Regions from separate parts of the Homo sapiens genome. Here region 2 is linked to region 1. A link is a contact called in ENCODE Hi-C or POLR2A ChIA-PET data. All regions are on one chromosome and are shown on one strand. Each heading gives the region's core, a stretch centred on a gene start or an enhancer-like site at or near the end of the contact. The rest is flanking DNA. Distances are from core to core; before and after follow the strand shown.

Evidence for each region. Hi-C counts contacts between places; a loop is a spot of excess contacts on that map. ChIA-PET counts read pairs that join two places held with the same protein, here RNA polymerase II (POLR2A). Pooled maps may share reads with other maps.
Region 2: a loop to region 1 is called in a map of B cell, with 16 times the contacts of the local background. The contact joins the enhancer-like site here to the promoter of PDCD5 in region 1. A Hi-C loop is called at or near these places in 4 of 168 maps with a recorded cell type or tissue (B cell, CD8-positive, alpha-beta T cell, ascending aorta and 1 more), 4 of 37 single-sample maps with no recorded cell type and 13 of 50 pooled maps. POLR2A ChIA-PET finds 5 or more read pairs at or near these places in 1 of 52 experiments (HEK293T).

Annotation. Positions count from the first base shown.
Region 1 is chr19:32,579,761-32,582,860 of GRCh38, forward strand. It overlaps PDCD5 (programmed cell death 5), which reads left to right and starts at 1,430. Exons shown (of 6, transcript NM_004708.4): 1 at 1,430-1,567; 2 at 2,435-2,472. The coding sequence starts at 1,502. RefSeq lists an enhancer at 880-969 and silencers at 1,180-1,909, 1,255-1,431.
Region 2 is chr19:29,843,551-29,846,650 of GRCh38, forward strand. No RefSeq gene overlaps it. Among named protein-coding and RNA genes, the nearest start is that of CCNE1, 33 kb to the left of the region's middle. RefSeq lists silencers at 660-819, 850-1,619. Within about 2 kb of position 1,446, at least 32 of the 41 ENCODE cell types and tissues checked have a DNase peak (open chromatin) inside an H3K27ac peak, as active enhancers do; they include B cell, CD8-positive, alpha-beta T cell and ascending aorta, where a contact is called at or near this core.

The DNA of each region.
Region 1 (3,100 bases), core at 180-2,679:
TGATGGTGGACAAGGTGGTTCATGCCTGTAATCCCAGCACTTTGGGAGACCAAGGCAGGTGGATCACTTTAGGTCAGAAGTTCGAGACCAGCTTGACCAACATGGTGAAACCCCATCTCTACTAAAAAATACAAAATTAGCCGGGCACAGTGGTGCACGCCTGTGGTCCCAGCTACTTGGGAGACTGATGCAGGAGAATCGCTTGAACCCGGGAGGTGGAGGTTGCAGTGAGCTGAGATTGAGTGACAACTGCACGATAATGCATTTCATACCACTGAAAAGTACACCTAAAAATGGTGAAAATGGTAAATTTTGTATTGTGTATATTTTGCCACAATTAAAACACACAGGCCAGGTGTGGTGGCTCATGCCTGTAATGTTAGCAGTTTGGGAGGCTGAGGCAAAAGGATTGCTTGAGCTCAGGAGATAGAGGCCAGCCTAGGCAACATAGCGAGACCCCATCTGTATTTTTTTAATGTAAAAAATAAAATAACACACACACAGACAAACAAACAGAATCTGTATGAGTCACACGTTTAGGTAGCTGAATATCCTCTCTGCCCCCAATTCCCCCAAGTCAAAGGCAGAAGGGATTTGTTCCACCAAAGAGTTTACACCAGCCACAGCTGCCCACTGCAGTATCCTCCCAGGAAAAGCCCTTTTGTGCGTGGAGGAGGCAGATGGCGAGGAGGCAGATGTGCACTTTTTTTTTTTTTTTTTTTTTTTTTAGAGACAGGGTCTGGCTGTGTCTCCCAGGCTGGAGTGCAGTGGCGAGATCAAGGCTCACTGCAGCCTCGAACTTCCGGGCTCCAGCGATCCTCCTGACACAGCCTCCTGAGTAGCTGGGACTACAGGTGCACATCACCGCGCCCAACTAGTTTTTTAAAATTTTAGTAGAGATAGGCTCTTGCCATATTGCCCAGGCTGGTCTCTAACTCCTGACCTCAAATGACCCTACCGCCTCCCGAAGCGTCGGGACCACAGGCGGCGAGCCACCGGCCGGCCTCTGTGTGCACCGAGGAGCCGGGCAGCCACCGCCACGATCCAGCTTTAGGACATTTCCATCACCCCACTCAGCCTTCCTGCGCCCCTGGTTCCTCATCTATAAATAGAGATAATATACGCCTAACCCTCTAGGTCACCAGCACATTGCACCCATAATTATTATACTTGTTGATGCCACACTTTCAGGTTTTAACCTTTCCAAAGCGCAGCCCCGCCCCAGCGCAGCCCAAGTCCCTGCACGCAGAGGCGCCGATCACGGGTGGGAGGTGGATCCCGGAGGCCCCGCCCCAGGCCCCGCCCCTCCGTGCGCCCAAGCTCGACCGCCTGAAATCGGGGAATCGGGCCTCTGCCGGCGCCCTGGCAGCGGCGCGGGGCGTGGCTCCGGGCTGGATTGGTGGCGCCTGGGCCCCGCGAGCGCCTGCGCAGTGGTCAAGGCCGCGCTCGCGCCGAGGGGCTGCGAGAGTGACCGCGGCTGCTCCAGCGCTGACGCCGAGCCATGGCGGACGAGGAGCTTGAGGCGCTGAGGAGACAGAGGCTGGCCGAGCTGCAGGCCAAACACGGGGTGAGCGCATCAGCCCCCGCCAGGCTTGGCCCTCGCGGGGCGCCGCCCTCGCCCGGAGTGTAGGGCGCGCCTCCGGGGCGGAGGCTCTGGGCGCCTCCCCGGGGCCCCGGTCCCCTGCGCTGCCCTGGCGGCCTCGTGGCCGGCTCAGAGGTGGCCTCGTCGCTTTCCTCGTCGCGAGGGGCCCAGGAGGCTGGCGGCGGGGGCCGCCACGTGCGGGACCTGCCCTGGCGTTGGGGTGTGGGGTCCCCTAGCCTGGAGCGGGCTCGTCCTGGCGGGCCTGGATCCAAGCACAATCTCAGCTTTTGGAGCCAGCAGCCGGACCGAATTCAGTTTTTCCGGAGTTCAGTTGTTATGACCCAAGTTTAGCCGACAGGTATTGAGGGTCCGCTGTGTTCCCGGTGCTGAGAGCGCGGCAGGGTCGGAGGAACGCTTGCCCCGCCGGGATGACAGGGAGGGGCCGCCTGGGAAGCTTGGATGGATCACACGCCCGGAGAGGCGTTTCTGATAAGGGACCGGGACCTTAGGGACGGAGGGCGCAGTCTTTGAGTTATCGTTGTCCCTAATACCGAGGCCCGTTTTATTTTCCAGAAATTATTCCTACATGTGAAACACGGTTTCGTAATACAGGGATTCCCCTCCCCAGGGTGCTCTGTATTCCAAAGCCTTCTGAGGTTGTGGTTTTAGACGTTCATCAAAACGTTGTAAGTGGGAACTAGTTCATTGATTTCTGTGAGGCCCAGTTTCTTATTTGGGGAGTTGTTTCTACCACCGCAAGAGACTGTTATGTATAGGAAACAACAGAACCGTTCCTTTTTCCCGCCGCCTCCCGTGAAATTTCTCTATTAAATTTAAGTTTTTTTTTTCCAGGATCCTGGTGATGCGGCCCAACAGGAAGCAAAGCACAGGTATGGGCTGGAAACGTGAACTTTTTGAAGGGTGGTTTCACCAAATGGATTTCTTTTGCTGTAGTTATTTTAAGCAGGTGTGTGACTCAGATTTTTTTGTTTTGCTGGAATGGTGATTTGGCCAAAATCATCCGCAGGGTATCTTCATTATTGTTAAATAAACACGTGTGCAGCTCCACATCAGACCTTGTATTGCAATTACTGGTTGATGTTTCTCTGCTACAATGTGAGTACCTTAAAAATGAGCCTGATAATAGGCAGCTGTGGCAGTTTCCTCGGCTGTGGGGGTGACGTGAGTCCGGTGCCTCACTTAGTAAGTGCTCAATAAGTGTTAACTGGTAAGCTATTCTGATTGTTTTATCCCAACACAGCGCACAGCACCTGAGACAGATGCAGGTAATTGATTCGGTGGCAGGTTTATTGAATGAGTATGTGATTACCCTATCATGCTATCATTTTTTAAAAATTGTGGTTAAATAAAATTTCACCATCACAACCATTTTTAAGTGTGCTCTTCAGTAGTGTTCACACTCTAGAATGTTTTCATCTTGCAAGACTGAAACCTTTAGCTACTGGACAATTCTCTATTTCCCCTTCCTCACCTTCTTACTCCTCCTCTCCAGCAAAT
Region 2 (3,100 bases), core at 196-2,695, 2.7 Mb before region 1:
GTCCGGTGAGCAGCGACTTGGGGCCCGAGGCCCCGGCCAGTTCCATTCTCACCACGCCCGGCGGAAGCTATCGCCACGATTTGGGGAGGGCCGCCTCTGAGCCTCCTCTGGAGGCGGCACCTCTGCTACTCCATTGCACAAACGGGGAAACCAGCCCCGCCGAGCGTACCAGGCCAGGCCGGCCCTGAGGGGCAGGGGCAGGACGCCAGGAGCTGACCCCCAGCGTCCCCGACTGCCAGTGCCCCTGTCATGCAGGCCGAGGCCAAAGCACGAAGGGGCCTCGCTGCAAAAGGTCGGACCTGCGTTGCACCGGTTTCCAGCCAAGTGCTTTGGGCAAGTTTCTTAACCGCCTTGGCCTCCACTTTCCCCTTCTGTGAAATAGGATGGTGCCCACCTGACAGGGTTATCATGTTCCCTTGGGCAGGGCCTGGCAGGCTGAGCCAACGTCAGTGTTTGCGTGGCTAGTTTGGTTTTATTTTTTACGTATTGTTTTGGAGACAAGGTCTCTGTCACCCAGGCTGCAGTGCAGTGGTGCGATCAGCGCTCACTGCAGCTTCGAACTCCCAAGCTCAAGCGATCCTCCCACCTCAGCCTCCCAAGTAGCTGGGATTACAGGTGGGCACCATCACACCCAGCAACATTTTTTATTATTTTTTGTACCAATGAGATCTCCTGTGTTGCTCAGGCTGGTCTGGAACCCCTGGCCAACAGCGATCCTCCTGCCTTGGCCTCCCACAGCGCTGGCCTATTAACGTTTTAACAGAATGAACTGAGGCTCAGCTGGGCCAACGCGGACCCCGGCCTGCGCCCACGCCTCACCGGCTCCCCAGGGCCTGGGACCGGCACAGCCCGGGCTCAAGGGCTGGGACTGCCGCCCCGCCCTAGAGCTCAGGCTGCGCTCCACGTGCGCCGTGTTTACCCACGTGATGCGCTGCCCCGCCCCGCCCCGCCCCGCGTCTCCCCGCCCCGCGTCTCCCGCGCCGCGCGTCTGCAGCCTGGCCAAGGCGGATGCTGGGGGTTGGGGGCCCGAGCGCGGCCTCACGTCGCCCGGACGCCCCCCGCCCCACCCGGGAGACTGGAGCGAGCCACGGCCTCCCTGGGCGGGCTTGGCCCAGCCACTCCGCTGTGTCCGCGCTGCCAGGGCGCGGGAGCACTTCCGGGCGCGCGCCGCGGGAGGGGCAGGGCCGAAGAGGTGGGGGCGGGGCCGAAGAGTTAGGGGCGGGGCCGGAGAGGTAGGGGCGGGGCCGGAGAGGTAGGGGCGGGGCCGGAGAGGTAGGGGCGGGGCCGCCCCTTGCGGGGGGGTTCTGAGCGGCCCGCACCGCAAAAGGCGGTGTCAGGGCGGTGAGGGGCGGGGCCTGGCAATGCACAGGGGCTCTTAGGGGCCCGCACTGCGGGAGGGGCAGGGCCAGGGCGGTTGGTGGACTGGGCCTGGCTGTACGTAGGTGCTCTGAGAAGCCCCCGGCGAGAGGGGCGGGGCCAGAGCAACAGTGGGCGGGGACAGGCTGTGCGTCGGAGCTCCGCGGGGCCTGCGGCGGGGTGGGTGGGGCCAGGGCGGCGGTGGGCGGGCCGTGCTGTGCGTAGGGGCGCTGAGAGGCCCGCAATGTGAGAGGGGCGGGGCCGGAACAGCGGTGGACGGGGTCTGTAGTTCAACTGTGCCGTGGCGTCTTCTTCGCGGCGAGATCTGAGTGCCTCGCAGCAGCCGAAGGCGGGTTTGCAGGTTGCGTTGCGCTGGCCCTGCCCTCGGCAGGCAGAACGGGATAGAGCGCGGACAGGCGCCGTCACTCCCAGATTCCTCTGCGTCCATGGCAGAGCCACTCCTCCTTGGTACTCCTTCCTTGACCCACCGGGGCCCCCTTCCTGCTGTCTCTGCCCCTCTAGCTGCTGCCTCCAGGGGCTTAGGTCTCGGCCCCTTTGGCTTCTGGGCTGCCCCTGGCAGATCTCGTCCATCCTAGGTTTTAACGCCTACCTGCATGCGGATGATCCTGATAGTTCTAACAGTAGCTAAACTGTTTTCCACGTGCTTTCTGAACATTGATGCTGTTTGGACCCCTGACAGCCACATTTTTACGCCCCCGCGCAGCCCGCTGCTCTGAGCTCCGTATTCCCCGCCGGCCGGGTGTTCCACGGCCCTTCTGAGTCAACGTGTGTGCAGTGAAGTCCTTCTTCCTTCTCGTTTCACCCTGGGTCTCCTCCTCAGGGAGTGGCATCACGGTCTGCTCAGTGGCAGGCAAGCCCCAGATAGCGCTTCCGTCTTGACTCCTCACTCTCCTCCCTCTGATCTGTCCCAGAATCCCATCAGTTCTTCCTCCACCCCACCCGACCCACAATTCTCTGCTACACTTGTCTCCACGGCCCTGGTCTGAAACACATGATGCTTCACCTGGACTCGTAGGCGACCGATCTTTCTGCCTCTTGGCTTACTACTCTTAAGTCTCGCCTTCACGGGCAGTCGCAGGGATCTTTCTCAAGATCTAATTTCTAATGATTGCATTTTTCTTCTTTAAGCAGTAGGCTGAAAGCCAAAGCTCTCCATCTTTTTACAACTCAAAAAAAAAAAAACAAGGGTGCCCTCTGTCTGGCCTTGCCACTGTTCAACCTGGTACTTGCAAGTCTTGTCCAGTGCAATGGGATGAGAAAAGTGAGTGATAGAAGGATCGGAAGCAAAATGAAAGCACTGTTATTGTCAAGTGATGATCATCGACATAGAAAACAAGAATCAACAGAAAAATTAACCTAATGAGAGAGTTGCACAAAGGTAGTTTAAGGTCAGAATAGGGCCAGGTGTGGAGGCTCACGCCTGTAATCCCAACACTGTGGGAGGCTGAGGCAGGAGGATTGCATGAGGCCAGGAGTTCAAGACCAGCCTGGGCAACATAGTGAGACCCTCTTCTTTTTTTTTTTTCTTTTTTTTGAGACGGAGTCTTGCTCTGTCACGCAGGCTGGAGTGCAGTGGCACAATCTCAGCTCACTGCAAGCTCTGCCTCCCGGGTTCACACCATTCTCCTGCCTCAGCCTCCCGAGTTGCTGGGGCTACAGGCACCCGCCACCATGCCCAGCTAATTTTTTGTATTTTTAGTAGAGGCGGGGTTTCACCATGTTA